Linked DNA regions of Mus musculus: regions 1, 2, 4, 5, 6 and 7 are each linked to region 3. Evidence: chromatin loops called from intact Hi-C (ENCODE). Cell type or tissue: heart. All regions are shown on one strand.

Evidence for each region. Hi-C counts contacts between places; a loop is a spot of excess contacts. Peaks named below come from ENCODE experiments on the same cell type or tissue, not always from the same donor. Only the 100,000 strongest peaks of a DNase experiment are listed, where the experiment ranks them.
Region 1: a loop joins it to region 3, with 2.7 times the contacts of the local background. A loop is called at or near these places in 22 of 42 quality-filtered maps.
Region 2: it touches region 3 in a loop (9-fold over the local background); 17 of 42 quality-filtered maps call a loop at or near these places.
Region 4: it touches region 3 in a loop (2.6-fold over the local background); 5 of 42 quality-filtered maps call a loop at or near these places.
Region 5: it touches region 3 in a loop (2.3-fold over the local background); 2 of 42 quality-filtered maps call a loop at or near these places.
Region 6: a loop joins it to region 3, with 4 times the contacts of the local background. A loop is called at or near these places in 6 of 42 quality-filtered maps.
Region 7: it touches region 3 in a loop (2.4-fold over the local background); 7 of 42 quality-filtered maps call a loop at or near these places.

Annotation. Positions count from the first base shown.
Region 1 is chr6:30,089,554-30,093,553 of GRCm38, forward strand. It overlaps Nrf1 (nuclear respiratory factor 1), which reads left to right. Exons shown (of 12, transcript NM_001164226.1): 3 at 359-593. The coding sequence starts at 371. Among named protein-coding and RNA genes, the nearest start is that of Nrf1, 44 kb to the left of the region's middle. In heart, a CTCF peak has its summit at 1,809 (motif pointing right); no DNase peak of the experiment used is centred here.
Region 2 is chr6:29,850,830-29,854,829 of GRCm38, forward strand. All of the region lies in intron 1 of Ahcyl2 (S-adenosylhomocysteine hydrolase-like 2), which reads left to right. Among named protein-coding and RNA genes, the nearest start is that of Strip2, 64 kb to the right of the region's middle. In heart, no CTCF peak of the experiment used is centred here; a DNase peak (open chromatin) is centred at 2,462; H3K4me3 peaks cover 603 bases; H3K27ac peaks cover 1,320 bases.
Region 3 is chr6:30,204,068-30,208,067 of GRCm38, forward strand. No RefSeq gene overlaps it. Among named protein-coding and RNA genes, the nearest start is that of Gm31221, 28 kb to the left of the region's middle. In heart, a CTCF peak has its summit at 1,711 (motif pointing left); a DNase peak (open chromatin) is centred at 1,704; H3K4me3 peaks cover 583 bases; H3K27ac peaks cover 738 bases.
Region 4 is chr6:29,973,344-29,977,343 of GRCm38, forward strand. No RefSeq gene overlaps it. Among named protein-coding and RNA genes, the nearest start is that of Gm52897, 6.5 kb to the left of the region's middle. In heart, a CTCF peak has its summit at 1,677 (motif pointing right); no DNase peak of the experiment used is centred here.
Region 5 is chr6:29,911,649-29,915,648 of GRCm38, forward strand. It overlaps Ahcyl2 (S-adenosylhomocysteine hydrolase-like 2), which reads left to right. Exons shown (of 17, transcript NM_001171000.2): 17 at 1-662. Among named protein-coding and RNA genes, the nearest start is that of Strip2, 3.4 kb to the right of the region's middle. In heart, a CTCF peak has its summit at 2,187; no DNase peak of the experiment used is centred here; H3K27me3 peaks cover 319 bases.
Region 6 is chr6:29,831,771-29,835,770 of GRCm38, forward strand. The region is part of intron 1 of Ahcyl2 (S-adenosylhomocysteine hydrolase-like 2); the gene reads left to right. Among named protein-coding and RNA genes, the nearest start is that of Ahcyl2, 65 kb to the left of the region's middle. In heart, a CTCF peak has its summit at 1,995 (motif pointing right); no DNase peak of the experiment used is centred here.
Region 7 is chr6:30,110,370-30,114,369 of GRCm38, forward strand. The region is part of intron 6 of Nrf1 (nuclear respiratory factor 1); the gene reads left to right. Among named protein-coding and RNA genes, the nearest start is that of Mir182, 54 kb to the right of the region's middle. In heart, a CTCF peak has its summit at 2,165 (motif pointing right); no DNase peak of the experiment used is centred here.

The DNA of each region.
Region 1 (4,000 bases), 110 kb before region 3:
AAAGATTTATTTATTTATTATATGTAAGTACACTGTAGCTCTCTTCAGACACACCAGAAGAGGGAATCAGATCTCATTACAGATGGTTGAGAGCCACCATGTGATTGCTAGGATTTGAACTCAGGACCCCTGGAAGAACAGTCAGTGCTCTTAACCGCTGAGCCATCGCTTTAGCCCAAAAATATCCTATTATTATGTTGTTTGAATTTTCCACACCTTGGTGTGGTCAAGTAATAAAATCAGAGCTTTGTCAAAGTTTCTTTGCTCTTAATAAAAACCTTAGTTTAAGCATCGTGTTACATTATACACTGAATCTCCTCCCTTTCCCTCCCCTTACCCCTCTTTCCTTTTTTTCTAGCAGTAGATCTTCATGGAGGAGCACGGAGTGACCCAAACTGAACACATGGCTACCATAGAAGCCCATGCAGTGGCCCAGCAAGTCCAGCAGGTCCATGTAGCCACGTACACTGAGCACAGTATGCTAAGTGCTGATGAAGACTCCCCTTCCTCCCCCGAGGACACTTCTTATGATGACTCGGACATCCTCAACTCCACGGCAGCTGATGAGGTAACTGCCCATCTGGCTGCTGCAGGTAATGTTTGTGCTAGAAGTTTGCTTCTTTCCTTAACTGTGGGTTCATGCCTATCGAAGGAGCCTGGAATTCTAGCACTCTCTCATTTCTTTTCATCGTTTTTTGTTTTGTTTTTTTTTCAGTGCTGGGGATCAAACCCAGGGCCTCGCATATACTAGGCAAGTACTCTACCACTGAGCAACATCCCAAGCCCTTCATCACAATTTTTAAGCCTGCACCTCCAACTTTAGCCTGTTCTATGAGAGTTGAGTTTGGGGTCCCTTACTACTAGTGTTACGGCGTTGGTTTTCTTCCATTCTCACAGTCTGGTTAACTAGAGTATGTATTATATTTACATTAAATGTAAGGACTGACATTTAGATTTTAATATTTTTAAGGTTAAAAGTTTTTCCTAGTATGGGTTTTATTCCCTTTGTGCTAGAACGAACCCTAGAGTTTCACATGCGAGACCAGAGTCCTACCCTGAACAGTGTCCTTCAGCCCTAATATAGCCCTCATTAGACTTTCTGATGAGAGTGGGTTTCTCCACCTGTTCGGATTTGCACTGTAAGTTCCAGTTTGTGTGGAAATTTATTACTATTATGATTTTAGATTTCCACAGATAACCATGTGATTTTACTGTTCGTTTGTTTGTTAGTTCTTCTTTCTGAGGGGCTTGTGGATCTGTCTACCATCCATGTTACTGACAGTTCTTTTTTGTGTTGACTATTCTCTTCATATACTGGTTAAATGTAAATGACCATTCTGTGATGTGTTTGGAAATTAATTTTAAAAATTATTTGGGGTCTATGATATGATGCTGCACATGGTTTCTGTTTGCTTCTGCTAGATACCAAGAATGATCCTTAATTGTCTCAGGCTTTTAAGTTTTTCACAATACTAAGAGACTTAAAGCTGGCTGTGTTTTGTATTATTCCATTTATAGTATGTATTTAGACATATAAACCATGTCTGGGTGGGTATAGTGCTGGGCAGGACAGCAGTCAGGAATGGCCGAAGCACTACATTAATAAAGTATATATGTTGTATTTACTTAAGGTGAAGAGAATCGTGTAATAATCTCGTACCATCACTTATTCACAATACTATTTTTGGAATGTTGAACTTAGAAACTAATGGAGGGGCTGGGAATCTAGCTCAGTGGTAAAGCACGTGCTTAGCTAGCCATGTGTTTAAATGTTTGTAACATATATTTTGTGAGATTTTTATACTTCCCAGAAGAGGGCATCCTAACATAATGAACCCAGGACAACTTCTTTCCTATGAAGGAAGATGCTTTTGAGACATGGCTTTGCTTTGCTACTGTACTGTGCTGCGTTGCTATGGTGTGAGGATGATGAAAGCTGAGACCGTGATGCAGAGGTTGAGCACTTGCCTAGCACGTGTGAGGCCCTGGGTTCAGCTCCCAACATCACTAAACAAAGACTAGAGCTGGCTAGGTATAATGGCATGAGCCTGTAGTCCCAACTACCCAGGGGGTTGAGGCAGGGGGAACATTTGAGCCCAGGTATTCCATAGCAACTTAGACGACACAGACCTTATCTCAAAAATGAGCAGTGAAGAAAAGAACAGAAAAGGACTAAAGTCTTTCATTTGTCGAGTATAAAAATAGAGGCCCTTCAAATCTCTAGTGAGTTGCTACTAAGGAATTGTAATTTGATATACTGCAAGGTATAGAGTCTTTGACTAAAACGGCTTACTTTGAAGGAGCTGTCAGGCCACCAGCCGTAGTATCAGTGCAGGCAAATGTTGAGGAGAGGACATCAGACAGAGGACGTGTCACAGGCAAGGGACTTTGAGATGAAAAGGGAAGGAGGCCATCGTGGCTGAGCTTTGTGAGGCAGAAGAAGACAGTACAGAGGGCTGGCATAAGTGTGACCGACTGCACAGGGCTTAGGGGCTCTGCAGGATGCAAGCTTGCAGAGGCTGCTCAGTGTGAGGCATACACGCTTACACTCACAGTAAACAAGAGAATCTTGCAGAGGTGTCCGAGAGCCCTCATTAATTCATCAGTCATGATTGATCCTGACCTGTCACATTTGTTGCTTGCTAGAGAATTTTTTTCTGAGGACTAGTCTATAGTATGGACACACCTAAAAGACAACTCAGAAAAGTCAGTATCAGTCAATTCATGCCAGGTTACCTATCAAAAATGGTTCTAATTCTCTTCAGTTAAGACAACTCTTGATCAGTGTTGATTCTCAATGGAAAAATAAATTCAGGAGGGCCCGGGAGCCGGCTCACTTAGCAAAGTGCTTGGTGTGCAAGCATGAGGGCCTGAGTCTGATCTCCAGAACCCAGAGAAGAAGCTGGGCGTGGTGGCTGGCATTACAGTTCCACACTGTGGAGAGACAGGCAGACCTCTGGAACCTTCTGGCTGGCTAGCACCTTAGGAACACGCATGTGTGTGCACTGTGCACAGGGCGCTTGGCCTTTTTCATTCAGTAATACCTTCATTACAAGTGATATATTCTGATTTTTTTTTCCTGATGTTCTAATTCACTCTGGCTTTATTCTGTTTTACTAGAAAAATACTCGATAAACTACCAAAGGGTTACCATTTGCTTCATGGAAAAAAGGAAAACTTGGTGGAATTTCTTTTTGAAAGGGTATTCTTCAACTACTTTGCTCTTATTTTCACTTATGTATATGGGAGGATGGAGTCCACTGCCTGCAGAAGCCAGAAGAGGCCAGTGGCTTCCTTGGAGTTGGGGTTGCGTGGGTGCTGGGAATGTAAGTGGGGCTGAACACCAGTCTTCTGCGAGAGCAGCGTGTGCTCTTAACCACTGACCCGTTTGTGCAGCTCAAGAGACAGGCTTCTGCTATGTAGCTCAAGCTGGCCTGAACTCTCAGTCCTTCTGCCCCAATCCCTCTAGTGCTTAGATTTTTACAAGTGCTCTTGACAAACATACTTGAAGATGTGTCCAGGAGAGTAGTTGAGGGTCTGAAGATAGGCATATTTTCAGCTTATTGGAATTTGCCAAGCCAGGCACTACTCTGGTATGTTAGAGCAGGCACTCTTAACTTCTGTCCCCGTGTTTGCTATGTGCGGTCTCACCTGTCCTTCCTCATCAGGTGGGTGTTTGTTAACTAGTATTGGTTCAAACAGCTGACTGTCCATAGCCAAAATGTATTTCTCCATGTGAACAGTGAGCACCAGATCTTTGATAGCCTACTCTTCTCACCCTTGTCTCCTGACATAGGATCATTGCAGTTCAGTGATAGGAGTTTGTGTCTCAGGATCCAGTCCCAGTCTTAGTAACTTAACCTTCAAGATAACATGTGACAGGATAAGGCCTATGCTTAGTATCTTCTAAATTGTCTTACCTCTGTTTGGTCTTTTGTTGTTTTGTTTGATGCCCTGTACACAGTAGCAAACGCACACACACACTGACACACCATTCAGA
Region 2 (4,000 bases), 350 kb before region 3:
GTCATTTGCTTCCATGGTTTAACATGACCATAAAGGCAGTCGTCCCTGTCTATTCAGTCATTATGTGAGGAATATAAACAAGAGTGTTTGGTAATTAGTGGTCATTGACATGTAATTCTAAGGGTTGGGCTCCCCTTCAGCAGTAACACAGACTTTTGACCTTGCTTTGTTCTTAAAGGCTCCATTATTGCTACAGATCAGAATGGTTTATAATTGATTTGGATCAAGCAATGGAGAGTAGATCATATATCCTTGCAGATTTAATATAATTAAGGATTAAATGCCTTCAAAACCACACCACGAAATAAGTCAGTAATATTAATCCTTATAGATATAAAATAATGTACCAAATCTTATAAAATGGGCATAAACATTTTAAATATATTGACTTTTATAAGTTTTCCCTATAGTGTTATAAGATACCCATACAGCGCACAGAATTTTAGAACTTACATTATCATTTCTTAGGCTTCTCCTGCAAGCCAGGCACTGTAGTCAAATCAAAGTTGACTAAGCCCCTAAGAAGCCTGCAGTCTATGAGGAGTGAGCCCACGGGTGCAACAGTTGTGATGAAGATGGCTAGGCATGGTGCTGTGGCCAAAGAGCAACATTAAACAAAAGAGAAACTCTTCATTTTAGGGGAGGTTTCATGAGGACACTTATTTCAGCCAAATTTTGGAGAATTTGAATAAGTGAGGGTGAAGGTGGTAAAGGTACTAAACACATTTTGCTTGAGTAGAGGCCTGAGGTAGGAAAGGGCGTGGCTAATGAGGTGTCATTAAGGCCTCAGTATATGTTCTCTTCCCAAAGCCTCTATCAAACTGGGAGATGGCAGTTTTATTTCATTTTTAGATTGGAAAGCTGGTGGGATAGTGAGGGTAAGTCGTGGCAGCATCTCACTCAAGATTGTCTGATTACAAAACCAGCCTGCTCATGGCTGCCACCCATGTGGTCTTCACCACAGGAGATAGCAGGTAATACAACTCACAGGCTCTAGGCCGCTAGCTAGTCAGTTATTGATGTTCTGCCTTCCCTGGCATCTTCCAGCTACTCTTCCTAGGTATTACAATCCTTCCCTGTGTTCCATACCCAAAGGATTCATTCTTTTAAACTGTGAAGCCTAAGTGGGGGAAGCCTGTAATCATAATTATAGTATGATTATTAGCGTCAAAGAAATGAAGCTTGCATCAGAGATTAGCATAGTGCTGGGCTGGCAAGGCAGCTCACCAGCTGACCTCTGACCTCCACACACGGACTTTGGCAAATACTCCCCTACACACATCTTTTACACACATAGCAATAATGAATGTTTTTCCTTCAGGTGGGATCTCACTATGTAGCCCCAGCTGGCTTGGAACTCACTCTGTAAGTAGACCAAGCTGGCCTCACACTCAGAGATCTGCCTGCCTCTGCTTCCCGAGTGCTAGGATGATAAGCATGTGTCACCATGACTAGCATTAATTTCTTACGAGTCCCTGGTGTTTCAGGTCTATGTTATTGGGCTTCCTATGGCAGGGACTGAACCTACATACAGCCTTGCACACAGTGGACAACTGCTTTATTCCTTGGCATCTCTCAGCCCTTTTGTGGTACTCTTGTTTTCTTGAATCTGGCCTCATACTCACTATGTTACTGAGAATAAATAACCTTCAACTCCTGATCGTCTTGCCTTCATCTCCTAACACTGGGATTGTAGGAATGTACCACTAGGTCTAACATCTCTCTGGTCTCCTCCTCCTCCTTCTTCTTCCTCCTCTTCCTTTTCTTTCTTTCTTTTTTTTTTTTTAAGATTTATTTATTATATGTAAGTACACTGTAGCTGTCTTTAGACAACCCAAAAGAGGGCATCAGATCTCTTCATAGGTGGTTGTGAGCCACCATGTGGTTGCTGGGATTTGAACTCAGGACCTTCGGAAGAGCAGTTGGTGCTCTTAACTCTGAGCCATCTCTCTAGCCCTTCTCTTATTTTTCAAGACAGGCTCTCACTGTGTAGACCAAGGTGGTCTGGAAGTCATAGAGATCTGTCTGCCTTTGTTTCCATGCCCTATGTTCCCAGCCTCTTACTGGATAGATAACATCCTCTCGAACTAAGCAGATAGATCTGCTTTGTGTATATAGATAGATAGATAGATAGATAGATAGATAGATAGATATAGATATAGATATGTATATCAATCACATTTTTTCAAGTTACGTTTTCTTTACAAATTTCAGAAATGTGCAGAAAAGAGGAAGCTTATATGGGGGAACATAATGCAGAAACAACTGGGATCCTTTCTAATCAGATGGTTTACATAGGAAAGGATACTGTGTTGGCATCCTGTTTCATCCTGACCCCAGACCCATGAGGGAAAATCAGCATTGGACTTTCTCGGCACTTGTCTGAGACCCCTGGGTCTCCTGTATGCCCTCACTGGGACCGGGATTTGGGGAGGTGGGGGTGTGTGGGAAGGGCTGGCGAGCAGTTCTGTCTAGCCTCTGTGAAACATTCCAGTCAGCATTGTGCTGTTTCTATAACAAAGGCCCCTTAGACCTTCTTGTGCCATCCCTCAGGGAGCCAGCAGAGGGAGCTGTGGTCCCAGAACTTTTTTCAGCATTACAAGTTTTAGCTTTGGGAAGAAAAAAACCAAACATCTTTCCTGACTTCATCTGAACTCCGATGCAATAAGAATTTAACTTGAGATAGGTGGTGGTGCCAGCCCCCTGGTGGGAGCAGACCAGGAGCTTCTCTAGCTGCTTGAACTTGAAAGCCATAAAGAACTCCGATTTCAAGGAAACGCCTGTTTACTGTACTGATCCAAATCAGCAGCTCTCAAGAAAGGGGAGTGCCTTCTTGACCTCGATCTTTATTGATCTTGGTATCAGCACTTGCAGTGACGTGTCCTGAGGGGGCGGGAGAAAGTTAACTAGGGCCTTATACTCAGAAGAAAGCCAGCCTGTTGCTGAAGGAAGTCTGCACAGAGGCGATGGTCTAGAGTGCCCTATAGGCACTGCAGTGCAGAGCTTTGCATCCGCTCTGATTCCGAGTAGTAGGCAGAGGTTTTGAGGCTGGCTGGTAAGAGATTCGCCAGGTGGTTGGCTCAGAATCTTGATCTGAACAGGAAGCTTCTGTGAAAAGAGATAAGAGCTTCTTTTAACCCCTGACCCCCGAGTCACTGGGCCTGTGGTGTTCTCTGTGGTCTTCAGGTAACCCTGGCCTTTGCAGACCAGCTTTCCATTTTGCTTCAGGACATCCCTTAGCCAAGCCTGCACTATGGAGAAGTGGGACGGTAATGAGGGCACCTCCGCTTTCCACATGCCTGAGTGGATGGTGAGTTCTGCTGCTTTCTCCTTCTGCTGCTTCTGACAGGACAAGGACCACTGCTGGGATCTAGGCTGGGCAAACAGCCACTATCTTCTGATTACCTCCTGTGCACTGGGTCTCTCCTGTGTGGTAATTGCCAGAGAGTCTAGGGAAGGGGAGGTAAAAGCAGGTAGGCCGGAGCAGCGGACTGCCCGGTGGTGGGTGCTGACCTACTATGCTGATTGATGTACTGAGCAGATGGATTGTTCTTTGATTGTTTTGTATTCTCTTTAAAGTTAATGTTAAGTTGTGCTTCGTGGGTATAAAATAAAAAAGAATATGGGTAAAGGAAGACACAAAACTAGAACTTATAAAATGTTACATTCTCCAGTATCTAGAAAATCTAACCATTTCTCCCTTCCCTGTCTTTTTTAGTCAGCTCCTTGTAGCAAGTGTATTGCTACAAGGCAAGAGTTTTACTTCTCTTCATACAGTGTTCCCAGATACCATATTTGCCTGATAAATAGTTTTAGTAAAATAATTTTAAGTTGATATTTGTTAATAAGAACTAGCACATAAAACCAACCTTGTGAAGCATGGTGGCACAGGCCTGTCATCCCAGCACTTGCAGGGTAGCAGCGGAAACTCAGGAGTTCAAGCCCAGCCTTAGCGACATAGTGAGTTTGAAGCCAGCCTGGACTCTAGCTGGTCCTATCT
Region 3 (4,000 bases):
TTTTGAAGTTTAGTGTGGTGGCAAACCCCTTTAACCCCATCACTTCAAAACAGAGGTAGTTGGATCTCTGTGAGTTCAATCAGCCTGGTCTACAGAGTGAGTTCAGAGGTACACAGAGCAAAGTCTTTTTTGTTGTTGTTGTTTTGAGACAGAGTTTTGCTTGTAGTCCAAACTGGCTTTGATAAAACTAACAACCCCCCATCTCAGCTTCCTCAGTACAACCATATGCCACCATGGCTGGGTATAAATCTTCTTAAAGCTCAGCATATGGCCTTTCCCACCTGGCCCTTACTAACTTGTGTATAATAATAATAATAATAATTTGTTATTATTATTATTATTATAATACAGGCTTTGCCTCAAGAAACCACAGTCCCTTATTTTTACATTTATGTATTCAGGGGGGAGAGTGTGTTAATGGCATGGCATATGTGTGGAGGTCAGAGGTCGGCTTTCAGGAGTTGGTTCCTCTTCTGCCACCACAGGGATCCCGGAGATTGAACTCAGGTCACCAGACTCAGGGGGGAGTGACCTTTAGAGACAGGGCTGAATCATAAGAGCACCATCCAATTTCCCACCCACACTAAGAGGCCTGGTCCTCAGGAACACGGGCTGCAAATGTCAGGAAGCGGCGGAAACCTGGTGTAAGGGCAAAGCAACTAGCTTTCCACCAGCGGGAGAGGCGGGCGGCCAGCTTGCAGGCAGACCCTCTTCCTGGCCTCTGCCAACTGGGACCAAAGGCTCTCCTCTTTCCCCAGCGCTGGCATTCTCCGAATTCAGAAAAGCTGCTCTGGAAGGCGGGAGAGGGAACCCCCGGGATCCACATGGCAGGCAGGGAGAGTCCAGCAAACTGCATTGTGTCCTCCACACAGGAGGGAACAGATGCTGGGCAGGCAGCGCAGCTCGAGCTGGAGAGGCCCTCATCCCAGGGCTCCGTGTGAGTGAATTACTGGCAGGGGACCATGTTGTCCTGAGCCCGTGTGCTCCTTTACAGGCCCTAAAACCCGCGGTCTCACCGCTTCCCTGCAGCCCGAGCCACACTGCTGGGCCAGTCCCCTGACCTCAGGGGTCCTCTGCTAGTAAGGGCCTGCCAGCTCACCCTGAGGTCCTCCATGCAGGACAAAGGCCGCCTCCTTCAGTCTGGAAATGACTGCTCTCAGTCCAGGTGTCTTTGAATGGGCACTGTCTGCTCAAACAACCCAAAGCCACCTTCTCCATTCCTTACTGTTAGCATGTGCTGCCCGTGTGAAAAGAAAGATCTAAAAGATCTAAGTACTTTCACTTTAAATTGTTCTCAGCTTGGCTTTTTTTTTTTTTTTTTTTTTTTTTTTGGTTTTTCGAGACAGGGTTTCTCTGTGTAGCCCTGGCTGGCCTGGAACTCACTTTGTAGACCAGGCTGGCCTCGAACTCAGAAATCTGCCTGCCTCTGCCTCCCAAGTGCTGGAATTAAAGGCGTGCCACCACTGATCGGCTTGGCTTCTTTTTTTGTTGTTTGTTTGTTTGTTTGTTTGTTTGTTTTTGTTTTTTGTTTTTGCGGAACAGGGTTTCTCTATATATCCCTGGCAATTGACAGGTTGGGGTCCTGTGTTCAGAGGACAGGTGTGGTAGTCACAGAGCGGGGATGGGGATGCTTTGTGCCACCAGCCAGGCTCTCCCTCGCGAGGCGCAGAGCCGGGGCCAGCACGAGCCCCGCGCGCCCCCTGGCGGCGGAGCCGAGGAGGGACACTCTGGAGAGCCTGTGGCGTCTCAGCAGCTCTGGGGTCACAGCATCTGCCACCGCGGGCGGTCTCAGCTGTCTACGGACTATCCAGAACGGCGGAGCCCCGGTGTCCTCAGATCCTGGAAGTCACGCCCCTCCCGTCCCGGAGGATGAAGCTGAGGCTAAGGGGACAGCCAGGTGGAGCCTCAGAGCCCCCCACCCCGCGAGCCTCTGCTCCCACTGCCTGGTACTTCCACTGTCCCTGAAGGCATCTAGGCTCCGGGATTATTTGCCTTCTATACAGAAAAACCCTAGCAGCCAGCAGAGGCTTCCAGCAGCAGGAGGGTGGGGGGCGCTTCCCGGTACTGAGCATAAATTCCTTTCTTTTTAACTCCCTCCTCCCCTCTACGCACTTTGTCTCTGGGAGAGTACTGCATTTTTTCACGGTATATACACATTAATTAGAGCTCAAAACAAGCACTGTACATTTTTCTGCAAAACTTTGTTCTAGTAAAACAATAACAAAACTTCTGGGAGGCAGAGGCAGGCAGATCTCTGAGAGTTCAAGACCAGCCTGGTGTACAGATCGAACTCCTGGACAGCCAAGGCTAGGCAGAACAACTCTGTCTCCAAACAAACAAATATTGTATTTAGATTCTATTTTATGCATGTGTGCTTTTGCCTGCATATGTATGTGGACCATTTATTTGTGTGCCTGGCACAGGTGGAGGTCAGAAGATCTCCTGGAACTGTAGTTATGGGTGGCCGAAGTCTCCATGGGTGCTGGGAACTGAACTCAGGACCTCTGGAAGAGCAGTCAGTGTTCTTAATCACTGAGCCATCTCTCCAGCCCCCTGAATGTTTGTAGACAGGATTGGCCAAATTGGCTTTCAACTCAAACTTCTCCGCCTCCTCAGCACTGACCAGAGACTGGCTATGCCTTTGACCACTGAGAAATTAGCATTCGTGTTGATAGATACATACTGAACTAATATTACCATCACTAAAGTGCAAATTAACTCATGAACTTTTTCTTTTTCTTTTTTTTTTATTTTATTTTATTTTATTTTATTTTTTTTTGGTTTTTCGAGACAGGGTTTCTCTGTACAGCCCTGGCTGTCCTGGAACTCACTTTGTAGACCAGGCTGGCCTCGAACTCAGAAATCTGCCTGCCTCTGCCTCCCGAGTGCTAGGATTAAAGGCGTGTGCCACCATGCCCGGCTTACTTTTTCTTTTTCTTTTCTTGAGACAGGGTTTCTCTGTATAGTACTGGCTGGCTGTCCTGGAACTCACTCTGTATAGACCAGGCTGGCCTTGAACTCAGAAACCTGCCTTATCTTTGCCTCCCAAGTGCTTGGATTAAAGGCGTGTGCCACCACTGCCCGGCAACCCATTAACTTGTAAGTATCAATTATACAGCAAACAGGTAATATTGAGCTAAATAAATTATTTATTATCTTTTTAATATTATCTTTTTAAATAAGGTATTGTCCCTGTCTAAAGGAAATGCAGGGACAAAAATGGAGCAGAGGCTGAAGGCCAGGCCGTCCCGGGACTGTCCCGCTGTGTGATCCATTCCATCCACAGACACCAAACCCTGGCACTATTGCTGATGCCTTGATGTACTTAGGGCCTGGCATGGCTGTCCTCTCAGAGGCTCTGCCAGCACCTGACTAAGACAGATGCAGATACTCACAGCAACCATTGGACTGAGCCTGGGGACCCCAATGGAAGAGTTAGGGGAAGGACTGAAGGAGCTGAAGGGGGTTGCAACCCCATAGGAAGAACAAGAGTATCAATTAACCAACCAGACCCCTCAGTTCCCAGGGGCTAAACCACCAACCAAAGAGCACACATGACTCCAGCTACATATGTAGCAGAGGACGGCCTCATCTGGCATCAGTGGGAGGGGAGGTGCCTGGTCCTGTGAAGGCTTGGTGCCCCAGTGAAGGAAGATACCAGAGGGGTGAGGCAGGAGTGGGTGGGTGGGTGGGTGGGTGAGGGAGCACGCTCTTGGAAGCAGAGGGGAGGGCGTGGGGAGGAGGTTGTAGAGGGGAGATCGGGATGGGGGGACAACATTTGAAATGTAAACAAATGATTAATGAACTTAAAAAATAAGGAAAAAAAAACCAGTGACCACCAGAAAGTTGTTTTTTGTTCTTTTGTTTTTGTTTTCTGTTGTTTTTTCAAGACAGGGATGGCGATGGCATTCTATATTTCTGCTCTAGAGAGTATGCTCCTGATCAGTTTTTATTTGTTGGTATTGAAGGTTGAACCCACAGCCTCACACACAGGATTCTA
Region 4 (4,000 bases), 230 kb before region 3:
AAGAAAAAAAGGATGGAAGAAAAGGCAGGGGGGAAACAGTAGAAAGGAAGAAACGGGTTTTCGAGGGTAACTTCTAAGAAAGGTAGTGATAGAACACTCTGAATTTAGCTATTCTAAGAATGTGTGCTTCCATTCTGGTCATGGTTTTTCACAACCCCACAGTTCGTTTTACTATTTATAAAGACGACATAAGGATGTGTATTCATAAATAGATCAAATGAACCGTAGCTTTCCTGAAGTGAGGTTCAATAGCTATCCAAATTTAACACCTTCCCATTTACACTGAGGGTTTGTTCAGTTCTTGTGGAAAAAACAGTTCTAATTTTAAGTTCCCAACATTATATGATCTCTCTCTCTCTCTCCCCTCCCCTGCCCTCCCCTCCCCTTTCCTCTTCTCTCCTCTCCTCTGTGTGTGTGTCTGTCTCTCTCTGTCACTATGTGTGTGTCTGTCACTATGTGTGTGTCTGTCTCTCTGTCTTTCTGTCTGTCTGTCTCTCTCTTCCCTTCCCTCTGTGTATGTGTCTCTTTCTCTCTCTCTTTCTCCTCTGTGTGTGTCTGTCTCTCTCTGACTCTGTCTATGTGTGTGTCTGTCTGTCTGTCTGTCTCTGTCTCTCTCTCTCCCCTCTCCTCTGTGTGTGTGTCTGTCTATCTCTGTCTGTCTCTCTGTCTCTCTCTCTCTGAGCTAAGGTCCGACTATGTAGCCTAGGTTAGACTCAGATTCTCTGTCTGCCTTACTCAGCTTCCTGCACTCTGGGATTACAAGTGTGTCCAGGCACACCTGACTCCAATGGCTCCTTTTGCTGTCTGTGGTGTGGGGCTTTATGCAGGCTAGGCAAGTACTCTTCCACTGAGCACCTCCCCAGCCCCGAGAGATTCTTCAGGGGACTAGCTCTAAAGAAAATACATAATGCACAGTCAACGGTGTTATGTTTTGATTCTACCAATAACCTTCCGTGTGTGTCATAATAAAATCTTCCTTCCAGCTAGATGCCATAGCAGCTTACCTCTCCTCCCATAGGTCAACAACAAGGCTTTTCCAGTACACAGGCTAGCTGTACTGGCTAGTTTTGTGTCAACTTGACACAGCTGGAGTTATCACAGAGAAAGGAGCTTCAGATGAGGAAATGCCTCCATGAGATCCAACTGTAAGGCATTTTCTCAATTAGTGATCAAGGGGGAAAGGCCCTTTGTGGGTGGGACCATCTCTGGACTGGTAGTCTTGGTTCTAAAAGACAGCAGACTGAGCAAGCCAGTAAAGAGCTTCCCTCCATGGCCTCTGCATCAGCTCCTGCTTCCTGACCTGCTTGAGTTCCAGTCCTGACTTCCTTGATGATGAACAGCAGTATGGAAGTGTAAGCTGAATAAACCCTTTCCTCCCCAACTTGCTTCCTGGTCATGATGTTTGTGCAGGAATAGAAACCCTGACTAAGACACTAGCTCACCAGCCAATGAAGAAAGACCTGCCCTGAAGTTCTTCCAATTGTCTTGAGACCAAGGAATAGCCTGCTGGGAAGACGTGCTTTATCTTAAACCTTTTTAAAAGGCTTTCTCATGTTTATAAGTGCTTTCCTGCATGTGTGTAGTGGTAGAACACTCTGAATTTAGCTATTCTGGGAATGCGTGCTTCCATTCTGGTCATGGTTTTTCATAACAGCACAAGCATACCTGGTGCTCTTGGCGGCCAGAAGAGGGCGTTTGTGGTCATAATGTTTTTGTAAGGATGTGTAAAGTTTACCCTAGGTTGTTCAGATACTGATTTCTCTGCCCTCAGATCTTGTTTCAATCCGGACACAGCATTGTAATGCCTATACCAAGAATCTCCTGTCTCTCCGGGCATGGTGGTGCACGCCTTTAATCCCAGCACTTGGGAGGCAGAGGCAGGCGGATTTCTGAGTTCTAGGCCAGCCTGGTCTACAAACTGAGTTCCAGGACAGCCAGGGCTATACAGAGAAACCCTGTCTTGAAAAACCAAAAAAAAAAAAAAGAATCTCCTGTCTCAAATTTGTGTAAACTGTTCTTATCATTGTGGGGAGCGGGTGTGGCGGCAGTCCCAAAGGCGCCAGGGACTGCAGCTAAGTCATATGACTTGCACCTGACTTCCTCATATAAACCACAAACATCTTGAGTGCTGCGCAGGTGTACCAGGATACAGGTGAATCCAATTTGGTGGAGATTTGCCCCTGCTGCCCTGATTAGCTGAAGCTGCGTGCCTGGTGAAGTGGTGTGGCCTGCTGTGTGTGGATGGGAACTGAGAGTATATAAGAGTGAGAGGCCCGGGTTAGAGGGAGGATTATTATTCGAGAGAGGATTGTTATTATTGGGAGATATAAAAACAAGGGAGATATAAAAACAAGGGAGATATAAAAACAAGGGAGATATAAACAAGGGAGATATAAACAGGGGAGATATAAAAACAAGGGAGATATAAAAACAAGGGAGATATAAACAAGGGAGATATAAACAAGGGAGATATAAAAACAAGGGAGATATAAAAACAAGGGAGATATAAACAAGGGAGATATAAACAAGGGAGATATATGGAGAAAGAAGAAACAGGACTGAATAAATGTGTGCAGAAGGACTGGTGGTCGCGTCGTTCTTGCTGGTCGAGAGCGGACGCGACAATTGGTGGCCCATACGGGGAACCGACTCCCCCACCGAGTTCAGAACTTTCAGCAGTCAGTGGTTGCCGGCAGGGTAAGTTCATGGTGAGTGAAACTTGCGACCCCAGGAGTTTGGGAAGGACCTCGGATAAAATAGAGGTGAGCATAAAGTTGCCAGGAAGTAGGCACAAAGTAACCCAGGAGTTTGGGAAGGACCTCCGATAAAATAGAGGCGAATATAACGTTGACAGGAAGCAGGTACAAGGTAACGAAAGGTTCATGGCTTTGGGACAAGTTAAGGTTCACGGTTTCAGGATAGATTAAGGAACTATGATAACCTCAGTGTAGTGATCAAGAGATCCTCGCTGTGTAGTTATGCTTTTTTCTCCCATTGACCCTTTGTGGGTAGGTCTGATAGTTTTGGTCTTGTTTGTTCTGATATATGGACTCTGTTACTGTTTGAAACTGTGTGTAGAGGCAGTCAAGACAGGTCAGAAAATCCTTACAGAGCAACAAGAAAGTATGTCGGAAGAGGAGAAGGGCTTAAAAAGAAAAAGGAAAAAGAAAGGAGACACAGTGTTATCAGGTGGACAGAAAGGACGAAATAAAAGAGCCGAGGTGGAGGAGGAAGGCGAATTAGCTTTTGCGCCGCCTCCCTATGCCTCCTCAGCAGCCACCTGTAGGTGGACCTTCTGTCTGGAGATTTGGAGAGGATCGACCAGATCAGGTGTTGACGTGGGCGAGAGGGTCTGTTTGTGTGTTTCCACAGGACCAGACGGAACCTCTTTGGGTGCCGGAGAGGTTGGTGAGACGCTGCAAGAATGAGGCTCCTGATCCAGTTCAGTTGCCCCTGTGGATGTGGTGGATGGTCCCACAAGCACAAACGATGGAGCCGAGATGGGAGATCCTTTCGGTGTTCCAGAAGCCGATACCAGCTCGACATGATGTTCACATTTTTCCATGCCTTTTTGATCCCTGAATTTCCCTTAAAGAGATAGCCCCTCTGGCTATCTATCCCTTGCTTCAGAGAAGATGAGCGGGGATGAGAGCCCTGGGATGTATGCTTGTTATAGTGTGTGTGTTTTGTGTTTGGCACATGTGTTAGGTGCAGCGTGTGCAGGCCCGCACTTTCGCCATGGTAGCGTAGGCTTTTGCTGCAGTGGAGGTGGGACAATCTCCTCAGATTCGGTTTGCCGCTCTAAAAGAAATTATGCTGCATTATGCCGTGGGGTGCGAGGCTAAGCACTGCACAGAGGATAGCTTGCTGTTGGCATCCTGTGGAAGGCATGTCTGATTGCATGAAGGTTCAGTGTCCTAGTTCCCTTCCCCCAGGAAAAACAACACGGGAGCTGGCCAAGACCTCTCTGGGTGATGAGCCTAAGGGATGGTTTTGTGTA
Region 5 (4,000 bases), 290 kb before region 3:
TTTTACAAGCACTCTAGCTACCTGGAGACAAGGAAGAGAAGACTGGTTGTCTCTGGTTATGTGGCCCTGGGCAGAGGGAAATACACCACTTGTCTACAATGAATTTGTGCTACTTCAAGGTCTTCTTGCTGTTTTAGTGGAAATATTGTTTTCTTTTTCTTGTTAAACAAAAATGCCTCTAATCTACCTTCCCTCTGCCCTCCTCCCTCCTCATGTTCCCCTCCTGGGAGAGCCAGGCTCCCCACGGCCACACACTCCTGCAAAGCTTTTTCTGCTGCTTGGCTTTTCTCTGAAAAGATCTGAAATTGCTGCTCCTGTGCTTTTCCTCAGAATTAACTTTTGTCATGGTTTAAAATAAATCAGAATGCATTGTTGCATTAAGCTTTTTTAATAAAGGAAAATTATGGAAAGAAAATAGGTAACACCAGCAAATTATATATTGACATTGACAAGTCTAAACATATATATACTTATATATGTAAAACACATCCATATCTATACAAATAATCATCTAGTTCTTACTGTCATCTTACTGAAAGGAACAAAGCCTCTAAGGATCACCAGTTCTGAGAAGCTCTTGGAAATCTCTATGTCTAAGTGATTGTATTAGATCAGCAATAATGACTATGTAATCTCAAAAAATAAAGTATTCTTAAAACTGATCTGTGTCCTGAGAATACCACTTAATTCTGTGAACTATGAATTCAGAGATGAGAGATATGTGGGCAAAAAATAACAAGGATACCTGCCGTAGGATGAAGATGTGAAAAGCTGATGCAGTTACCAGCAGGTGTGTTGGAGTGACCATCACCCTGAGAGTCTTGTTTTACACTGAGACACTGCTAACAAATACCTTGTCTCTCCCCGAACACCACGCCTTGACCCACAGCTGGCTATGTATAAGGAGCACACCTCTGAACCACAACCTTGAGGAGGAGAAGACTGTGAGATTCAGATTTTAAAAAACAAAACAAAAACCTAAAGTATGGATCTAGGTCACCCAATTCCACTGTGTTACCTGGAGTCTGTCATATCCAGCCATAGGAAAGAAGGAAAAGAAAAGGGTCAGGTAGAGATTTATCTTTTAAATCATACTAGAATATGAGTCCAGTTGCCTGTTCTGTCTCAAAGATGACCCAAGTTCAATTCCCAACACCCACCCATATGTTAGCTCACCAGTATCTTACTCCAGCTTCTAGTGAGCCAACATCCTCTGCTGACACTGCAATATACTCTTAAAAAAATAATAAAAAAAAAAAAAGGAAGGAGAGAGACTGCTTAAAGACACTGGTGCACACTGATTACTACATAACCCCAGGTCCAGGCACTATATAGCCTCTGCTGTATCGTGTGCCTCATGTGCTCTGTTTTATCCTGTCTGCCTACTAGTCTAGAAACACAGTACTTGAAGACTTCCTGCAACATATTTTTAGGCTGTCTTAGTGCCAGGTACCATCTATTTAATGGAGTATTTTATCTTTGTGAATTAGCATGCTTAAATAGGGAAAGGAGTGTGTTTTGTCTCTAATTATTCCTATTTTTACCATCAACATTCCATCAGAAGCCTGAGTTTGGAAGTAAAAACCTGGGACAAGGGAATTTGGTAGCATAGTGTTGTGGGAGTTTTTTTATTATTATTAATATTATTGTTTAAAGGTGTTGCTTTCAATTATGTATCTGTGTATGGATATGTGCATCTGAGTGCAGGTGCCTGTGGAAGCCAGAATTACCTACAGATGGTTGTGAGCCACCTGATGTAGGTGCTGGAAACTGAAATCAGGTTCTCTGGAAGAGCATCGAGTGCTCTTAACCACTGATGCATCTATATACTAGCTCCAGTAGTCCAGATTTCAAAATACTGGCAGCATCAACCAGCCTGACATTACCTCCCAGGTATACTTCTGGTTGTTTCTGTGACCAAGGATATTCATGATTGTCACTCTTTGGTAAATAAGCTGAATGGCCTACAGTTTCAAAGTTTTCAGTTGATTGAAGTTTCTTATGACTTCATCCAGTTTTTCCCCCAGACATCTTCCACTTCATGACAAGTTCTGAATATCTATCTGGGCTTATCTTGAGCAGATAGAGGTCCAGTCTTTGCTGTTTTACCATTCACTAGAAAAAGATTACATTCTGATTCTTAGAGATCTTCACATTTTCAATTCCCATCTCTGAAAGCAAAGCCAGATGGAGCTCTAGGCTCAGTTACCTTTAGATAGAAGCCAACGGGAGAAGACCTCCTCAGTGCCACTCCAAACACATCAGTCTTTGCCCTAGGGATAAACAGGAAAAGGAAGAAAGCCTCAAAAGGAGACCCTGTGAGGATGTTCCTGACCAGCTGGGATCACAGGAAAATCATTTCTGGGACTGTCAATCCTAAGTGGCAATTGACTGCTTAAGACAACAGGTACACAAAGAACAGAGAGCTAGACAAAGAACTCTTTAGTAAGAAACCCAATGGGCTTTGCTATGGCAAGGGTGTCGCACTGAAGCAGGCATAACCTAAGCATGGATTGTGGATTTTAATGTAGATTGTACATTTTTAAGAGTTTTAACAAATTATACCCTGAAAAATTCCAAAATCAAGTAGTTTGTGCCTTGAGCCAAAGACTTTCTTGGAAATAAATTCACATGAGTTTATTTACAAAGCCAAGATATTGCAACAGGAGATTTTTGCTCTCCAGGGGATATATTGCAATGTTTAAAGGCATTTTTGGTTGTCATAACTAAAGGGAAAATGCTGCTGGCATCTGTTGGGGACAGCCAAAAGCTCTACTGAACAGCTTAAAACATATGGACACTCTGCCTTAATTTTTCTGTCCAAAATGTTAATACACCATAGATTGTGACCCCCTGTGTTAAACATACAGAAATGTGGTATGCAAAACCAATGAAGAACCAGGCTTAGTGGTGCACACCTGTAACCCCAGAACTTTGGAGACAGGAAGATCAGGAGTTCAAGGTCATCTTCACTTAAACCATGGTTTAAGCCAGCCTGAGCTACATGAGACTGTGACTCAAAAAATAAACAACAACAACAACAAAAAACCACAACGGGGGTTGGGGATTAAGCTCAGTGGTAGAGCGCTTGCCTAGCAAGCTCAAGGCCCTGGGTTCAGTCCTCAGCTCTAGGGAAAAAAAATCACAATGAAGCTTGACCCTACGAAGAAGCTTACATCCACAGTGGCGTAGGAGTGGGACTGGAAGACTGGTGAAATGTTGGGGACCATGAAAAGTACCCAGAAATCTCCAAAGAATATGGTCTTGGTTGATGTCCTCCTTCCCCCTATCACCTGCCAACTAGCAGAAAGGTAAAGAAGAAAAAAGTTGAGGGCCTGGGGAAATGGCTCAGTCATTAAAACCACAAATTGCTCTTGCAGAGGAGCTGAGATGGTGGCTCCCAACCATCTGTAACTCGAGTCCCAGGACATCTTCCCTCTTCTAGCCTCCATGGGCACCAGGAAGCATTTGCTGCACAGACAAAAGACTCATATGCATAAATAATATATTTTTTTAAAGAAATGGGGTTAAGATCTGTACAAAGTCTCATGTCTGTAGTTCCAGTACTCAGGAGGATGAAGGAGGGTTACCATGGCTAGGCTACATAGTTCTAGGCTATTCTGAGCTACAATGTGAAACCATGTCTAAAAAAGAATGGAATTATTCCTAAGAAAAGGAGAAATAATTCCATTGGTTGAGAAGAATACAGTACTAGAATTTGGGATCCCAGCAAAGTTGGTTTGATAGCAACATACCTAATACAGTTAGGAGGATCAAAAAAAAAAAAAAATGTAGAGAAGTAGGAGTCATCTTAAAGATCAGTAGCTGTGCTGGCTGGTTTTGTGCAAACCTGACACCAGAAAGAGTCATTTTGGAAGAGGGAATTTCCATTGAGGAAAAACACCCCAGCAGTCTGACCTGTGTGTGCGCAAGTTTATGGGGCATTTTCTTGGCTGATGGTTGATGTGGAAGGGCCTGGCTCACTGTAAGCAGTTGTATT
Region 6 (4,000 bases), 370 kb before region 3:
TGTACTTTTTTTTTTTTTGGTTTTTTGAGACAGGGTTTTTCTGTAGCCCTGGATGTCCTAGAACTCACTCTGTAGACCAGGCTGGCCTCGAACTCAGAAATCCACCTGCCTCTGCCTCCCAAGTGCTGGGATTAAAGGCGTGCGCCAACTTCCCGGCTTTTTTTTTTTTTTTTTAATGAAAATAAATACACTTTTAGGAGAAGAAAGTGCAGCACTGACTCCTGTCTGAAACCCAAGTGACTGGAATAATAGATTTAAAAACGAGAAACCAAAGATGAGGCAGTTTGAAGATTAGTGAGGAGACAGATTGGTTCCTTCAGAATAGGAATGAGCACAAGGGTGCGAGCCTATAATCTCAGCATGGGGAAACTCAGGGCAGGACTGTCAGAGTTTGAGTGTGGCTTCGGTTACCAAGTGAGAGCCTGCCTCTAAAATAAATAAACATGTTATAGAGACGGGAAGGGTTGGTGAGAATACCAACATGAAAACAAACTTAATGACTTAAGAATAAGGCTCCTGAGAGGAGAGAGATGATATGATCCACTGGACGTTTATGATATACCATAGGAATGATGATACTAAAGGGGCTAGAGCCTGCCTGAGCCCATTGTGCAGAAAGCAGACATTTGGAGCATCCTCCTTCGCAGGGAGACCTTAGGGTATAATTCAGAGGATTAAAATGTAGAGAAACATTGATAATTAAATTTATTGTATCCTTCTTTCTGTGGGTTTGAGAGTGTTACAGTGTGTCTGTGTGCCCCGAGGGACCTAACAAAGGTTAGTTAATTATAATCAACTGTTAGAACACACTGCTCTGTGCAAAGGACTATTCACGTGATACCTATGTTTGTTGTTCATGTGGAAGCATACACTTACTATTTGACTTCTTAAGAATGACCTTCAATTTTAAAGGCTATTTATTATATATATTTAAAATATATAGCTCTATAAATTGTCTCTTTCCCTACTCACCCTCGCTCCAACAGTAATCTTTGTTGATCTCTGTATATATATTATACATTGTATATTACATTGTATACATGTATATTATTAGTTATATTTTCACAATTTATAGAGACTACATATTTTAAAACCACTTCATTTACAATTTTTCTTAATTGTCTAAAATCTTGTTACTGTTCCTTTGAACTCTGGCTTCATTTCTTTTGTATAGGAATGTATCCAAATGTTTTGTCTTTATAACTGGTTTTCTGTTTTGCTCTATTTACATTGGATTAAAACACAACAATTCCCCCCCCCCCCTTTTTTTTTTCCTGAGATAGGGTTTAGCAGTGAGTCCTAGCTTGCCTATAACTCACCGTGTAGCCTGGCTGTCCCTAACTTGGGCTCTTGCTCCTGTAGTATCTCAGCCAAGGACTGGGAGAGTCATCACAGCCAGCAGCCCCGGCCAGCCTCACCTCTTCTCTGTTCTCTGCCCTTCTACTCAGATTCCTCCTTCTGTCCTACTCCCCTCCCTCCCTTCCTCCTTTGTTGCAAGTAGTCTAAACTAGACTTGAATTTGCTAAGTAGCAAGGATGACCTTGACCTTCTGATCTTCCTGCCTTCCCATCCTGAGTAGATTCCACTCTCACAGCGCTACAGGTCATCAAGCCCAGAGCACTGTGCGCAGTAGGCAAGCACTCTATCAATTGAGCTCATTTAGCCCTGCTTCATTTATTACCATCATCATCATCATCGTTGTTGTCTTTATTGTGTTTGTGTTCAGTGTGCATGTAGAGATAGGACAACAACATGTGTGAAGTCTGTTCTCTCCTTGTATTTTAAGTATTTTCTAGGAATTGAATGAAGGTTGTCACACTTGACCATCTCTGTCTGCGTGGCTTTTAATGAAAAGTTTTTGTATTAGAAGAGTTGAAAAAAATGACAAGAGAGCCAGAGACGGGATCAGGATTTCATGGAAATATCAGTCATATTATTGATGTATTAAGTGTTTGTTTTCTTTCTTAATTGGCAGGTTCCTACTATTTCCTGCCACCAGAGGGCACAAAGGTATTGATTGAGTTTAGTGCTCTGTTCATAGTGAATTCCGACTGACTTTCATATTGTTTTCTTTTTTGGCCTGTATCATATAATAAAATCTTCATTCAGGGATAACTTTGTATTTGAGCATATATATCATTAAGAAATTTTGACATTGAAGGCTGTACTGTACCAAATTATAAAGAAGAAAAGGAAGGTGATGACTTGGAGAAATGTCAGAGGAGTGTGCAGTTTCTAAGCTCATTCTCATGCCATACTTGGCACTAAGCCTAGGGGAACAGGCTGGGCAGGTATGTCAGTGTCCCAAAAAGAGAGTGCAGGAGTAGACCCACTGCTGTACAATGAATTGTGTTTCACAAAGGAGTCAGAGTTATTCGATGGGAAAATGATATTATTCTCAGCAAAACAATTAGATATATCCACTTTGGAGGAAAGGTGATCTTTGACTGCTTTGACTGTTATCTCATTTCATAGGAATTAGCCAAAAAAATAGATTATAGATTACATGGGAAAAGCAAAGAAAAAAAATCTTGATAACCTTGGTGTAGATGAGAATTTCTTAGTGCATATAGAAACAAACAAACAAACAAAAAACTGCGAAAGTGTCTGGGGCAATGGCTCAGTAGGTAAAGTGGTTGGAGGAGTTTGGATTCCTAGAACCCACAAGGTGGGGAGGTGGGGGAGAGTTCTCTGAAGCTCATAGTACAGCCACCTGAAGTACACAGTGGAAAACAACAGACCTCCACATGTGTGGCATGCACCTGCACTTAGACACACACACACATGTTTTTGCAATGTCGTCTCAGCAGTATAGCCCAAGCTAGTCAAGAACTCCTGATCTTTCTTCCTTAGGCTCCCAAGTGCCGCAATTAGACACTTTGGAAATTCTATATACTAATCCATTTTGACTACCACAGCTCTTTTCCCTGTGGATTTCAAACAGGTTCTGAGATGGTAGAGAAATCTTAGACTGTAACCATGCGTGTGTAAAACTGGGATGAACAAGTTGGTTATTCTGTGGCTGATGAATCCCTTCATTTCTAATTGCATGCAGATTTTTTAAAGATTAAAAAAAAACAAAATTTCTGGAAATGTGTGCTACAAATGCTTGTCACACATGATCCAGTGGATAAAAGGACCACCAAGCCTGAATATCTGAGATCAACCCCTGGAATCCACATGGGGAAAGGAGAGAACTGCTGCAAGTTGTCTCTGCCCTCCGTCCACGCCCTGGCAAGCATGTCCTTCCACAGATACATATACACACATCATGGCAGGAGTATGCCTCTTCTTCCATAGACACACAAACAAGGCAAGACTGGCTGGATATATATAGTACATAGTACAAACAAAATAGTGTGTGTCTCATTATGTAGCCATGGCTGTCCTGGAGCTCACTATGGTAGACCAAGCTGGCCTTGAACTCACAGTGACCTACATGCCCCTGCCATCTAAGTGCTAAGATTAAAGGTGTGTGCCACCACACCTGATCAAAAATTCTCTTAAAAAAGAATGTTATAGCATTATATCATAGTAACAGATTGTAAAAGATGTGAACAACTGAAGTGTCTATTGCTTGGTGACTGGTTAAGTAAATATTGGCTATTTCTATAAAATGGAGAAACATGCAGATGTTAAAGACAGAGACTCTCTATAGCTACTGAGAGTAGAGCTATATGGTAAGACATTGCCATTTTGTAGGAAAAGAAACACCAGACCTGTCCACACAAAAATCTCTTATGCAAAGAAGTCTCTAAAAAGGCATACACAAACAGGACTTCCCTCCAGAGAGAAGAGTCAGATGCAGAAGGAAAGGGTTAGACACAGGTTGACTATTGCTGTCATCAGATTTCTAAGGCAGATCCCTTGACTCCTACACAGGGATGACTAGGTAGCTCAGTGCTTAAGAACACTGCTGCTCTTCTGGAGGGCCCAGCCCCATGTCAGGCAGATCACCGTCTAATTCCAGCTCTGTGATCTACTGCCTCTTGCCTTCTCA
Region 7 (4,000 bases), 94 kb before region 3:
TTGGTAGGCAAGCTAGCATGTTATTTTAGTGTGTAGTTTACATAAAGAGTGTAGCTACCACAAGCCCGCAGAGACTGACCAACCTGAGAGTAAGAAAACCTGAGGCTTGCAGGGCAGCACTTGAAGAGGTTCCTGGGTGTGATCATGGGAAGCAAAAGTGTGGCTTGTCTGAAGAAGGCCTTGGATGGGTCCACTTGCCAGTCCTTGACCTTACTCATTCTGAGGTTACAGTTTCTGTTTTCATTTTCTTTTTTGTTTTTGTTTTTCCAAAACAGGGTTTCTCTGTATAGCCCTGGCTGTCCTGGAACTCACTTTGTAGACCAGGCTGGCCTCAAACTCAGAAACCTGCCTGCCTCTGCCTCCTAAGTACTGGGATTAAAGGCGTGCGCCACCACTGCCCAGTGAGGTTACAGTTTCACACCGGCTCATCCCATGTTTTCTATAGCAGTGTGCTTTGAGTGGGGAGGGAATAAGATTGAGAAAAACCAGTGTTCAAGAGATGCCAGTGTTTGTGCTAGCAATTGTAGGCAACTATATTCGCATAAGGATTAGCCACTTTCATCATCTCTGAACCAAAATTGGTAGTGCAAATAATCCAGCTAACGAGTAAGGAAATCATTTGGCTCTAGTTCTCTAATGCCCTTGAATACACATTCAGATATGTATTCCTTTGTATGTAACTGGCCTGTCAACCTGCAAGTTCCTCATTTCAAATTAAAATAGCAAGGCCTGGCTGGGAAGGTGTCTCAGAGGGAGGAGGGCTTGTCACAAGTGTGTAGATCTGAATTCAAATCCCCAGAACCACAGGAAATCTGGCATGGTGATATATGTCTGTAATCCAAACAGAGAGATTGGAGTCAGAGACAGGAGAATGGCCTGGAGCTCGCAGGCCAGCTTGCTTGCTGGATTCTGTTGTAACAAAAGTGGGGACCTTCATCCAGAGTTGTCCTTTGACCTTCATAATAATGCTGAGGCATGGATCATACACACAGATTTAAAAAATCATCTCCAGTTTACCTTCTCTGCCTCAACACAATTTTCTTGTAGACTGTAGACCTTTCTGCATGGTTTAATATATGCTACTTTCTCTTATGTGTTACACAGCTGTCCTCAGAGTCCATAGAGAACCCACTACTGATACCCAAATCCACCAATGCTCACTGTATTACAGAAAATGGCACATAGTGTTTGTACGAGATATTTCTATAGACTTTAAATCATCTCTGCATTGCCTATATACAATACATAATCCAATGTAAATGCCATATAAGTGATCGTTAGACTGTATTATCTAAGAAATAACTATGGAAAAGACCAGTTGGTACATATTCAGTACAGGTAATTTTTTAAAAATATTTATTTATTTATTATATATAATTACACTGTAGCTGTCTTCAGACACTCCAGAAGAGGGCATCAGATTTCATTACGGGTGGTTATGAGCCACCATGTGGTTGCTAGGATTTGAACTCAGGACCTTTGGAAGAGCAGTCAGTGCTCTTAACCGCTGAACCATCTCTCCAGCCCGTAATTTTTTTTTTTAACCCTGAGTATTTGCTTACAGTTGAGTGAACCTGTAGATACCTAACTCACAGATATGGTGGTGATTTGTATTATCTGACCAGTAGAGGTGGAATTGTTAGACACGCTAACTTGAAAGTTTTCTTACAATTGAGTCTTAAATACCATTGGGGAGCCTCAGATATCCCTGATGTAGAGACAGAGAGACTGAGTGGCCAATGCTGTTTTAACATGTGTTAAGGATAATACATTTGCTGAACAGCAGATAAGGAGCTGAATTTTCAAAGGGCAGGTTTCTAGCATAGTAGGAATGATTGTTTCATTTTAGCTAGTTTAGGCTTTTGCTTTTTCTCCAGATACTAGATTGAAACCCACATCTTAAATATGCTAATAAAGTGTTCTACCTTCCATTTAGCAGCATGTCTCATCCCTTCAGTTAGGCTGTTTAGCATTTGAGAAAATCTTATTTTAAAACCATCTATAGTTTGTGTACGTGTGGCTGCCTTGGCTAAGGATGACCTGGAACTGATACTCCTGCTTCTGCCTCCCAAGTGCTGGGATTGCAGACAAGTCACCATGCCCAGTTTACTTTCACGTAATCTTTATTTTTATATGTGGGTGTGTCTGTGCACCACATGCATGCAGTGCCTGTAGATACCAGAAGAGGGCATTGAATTTCCCTGGAACTGCACTTAACAGACTTTAGAACTACCATGGGAGTTGGGAGGGTGGGGAACTACCATGGGGTGAATAGGAGTCAAACTTGGGTTCCCCTGGAAGAGCAACCAGTGTTCCTCACGGTGAGCTCTCTCTCCAGCTCTTGCAGTCTTTACTTTTGTTTGCTATTAACATGGATTTGATGCCCTTTCTCTCTGGTTGTACCCTGGAAGGAGCAGTATTTTCTACTGTGCTTGGAGTAAGTTTACTGGTCAGCCTAGGGCCCTTTAGGCACACACAGAGACCTAAGTCAGAATGAGAGCAGCCAAGCAAGCTTATTCTAGCCCAATTAAGGACAGCCTGAACAGTCCGATCCTGTTGATTGTCTCCCTGTGGATTACAGCAGACCTTCCTTAACAAGCACATTGAGAGGCTTTACTCTCACAACCTCTCCAGGACCACTAATTAGGCCAACTGGCAGTGAACAAGACACAGAGTCAAATTCTGGAAGGGAATTACTTAACTGTTTCTATGCTGGACAACTGGTAACTGATTTTCCCCATGTAGTCAGTCCCTTTCTGGTCAGTCATGATGATCTATGCCTCTAGTCTTAGCATTGAGGAGGCTGAGCAAGGAAACTCTCAAGTTCAAAGCCAGGCTGAGGGGGGTGGGAGGGAGGGGATAGATAAATAAGATGAATCTTCTTTTTTTTTTTTTTTTTTTTAAATTTGGGACAGTCTCTCCTTTTGTAGGTTGTTATTAATGGGACTAAAAAAGGAACTTTTAAGTTTGTAGCATCAGTTTATTTCATTTGTGCATTTGTGCTCTTGTTTTTTAAGTGAAGAAATAGAAAATGTATATAAGCCCTTTTCTGCTCGAGGCTAGAAAAGACAGTCAAGAAACTAGGATAAAGGACCTCATGAGGCAGCTGATAGCATGGGTTTGCAAATAGATATATTTCTATTAGCCCTCTGTTTGATGCCTCAGAGCCAAATATACATGAAGTGTATTATATCATGGCCTGAGGGTGGGAGATGTGTGAGTCGGAAGCATTTAGGAAGAGATGCCATGGCATGGCCCACATAGGAAGTCACTAGGCCTATCTTTGTCATATAAGCATGGATGATTTGCCTGCATGGTCCCCTGCTGTATAACTATTTGAATTATCTTCTGATATAATGAGATTCCTTTTTTTTTTTTTTTTTTTTTTTTTTTTTTGGTTTGGGGGGTGTTTTTGGGTTTTTTTCGAGACAGGGTTTCTCTGTGTAGCTCTGGCTGTCCTGGAACTCTAGACCAGGCTGGCCTCGAACTCAGAAATCCGCCTGCCTCTGCTTCCCAAGTGCTGGGATTAAAGGAGTGCACCACCACGCCCAGCCGAGATTCCATATTTATTATAAAAAGAATTATAAAAACACCTAGGAGATCCATTCTTCCATATTAAAGTGTTGGCATACTCATTCACTGCAGCTTAATCCTTAAGTATCCCCTAGCATTTTTGCTTTACCGTTTAGTTACAGCCATCGCCAAGTCCTTGATTCCAACTCCTTGCTCAAAATGTTCCTCTCCCTCTGGTTTTACAGTGCAAAGGCAGCACAGATGTGTTCTTGATAGGTACATGATCTAAGGTTTAAACTTGATAAACTGCTTTTCTTGCCCCAAATCATCAAACGTGCTGAAGAATATTCACTCCACAGACCTACTGTCTTCCTACATGCGTACACTGGTTCCTGTGCCAGGAAATGTGAGTCAGTATGTCAGCTGACTGTGGTTTAAGCCTGGTTTGGCTTCAGTTAGCTTCCCAAAATCAAGCTGAGTGAAGTCC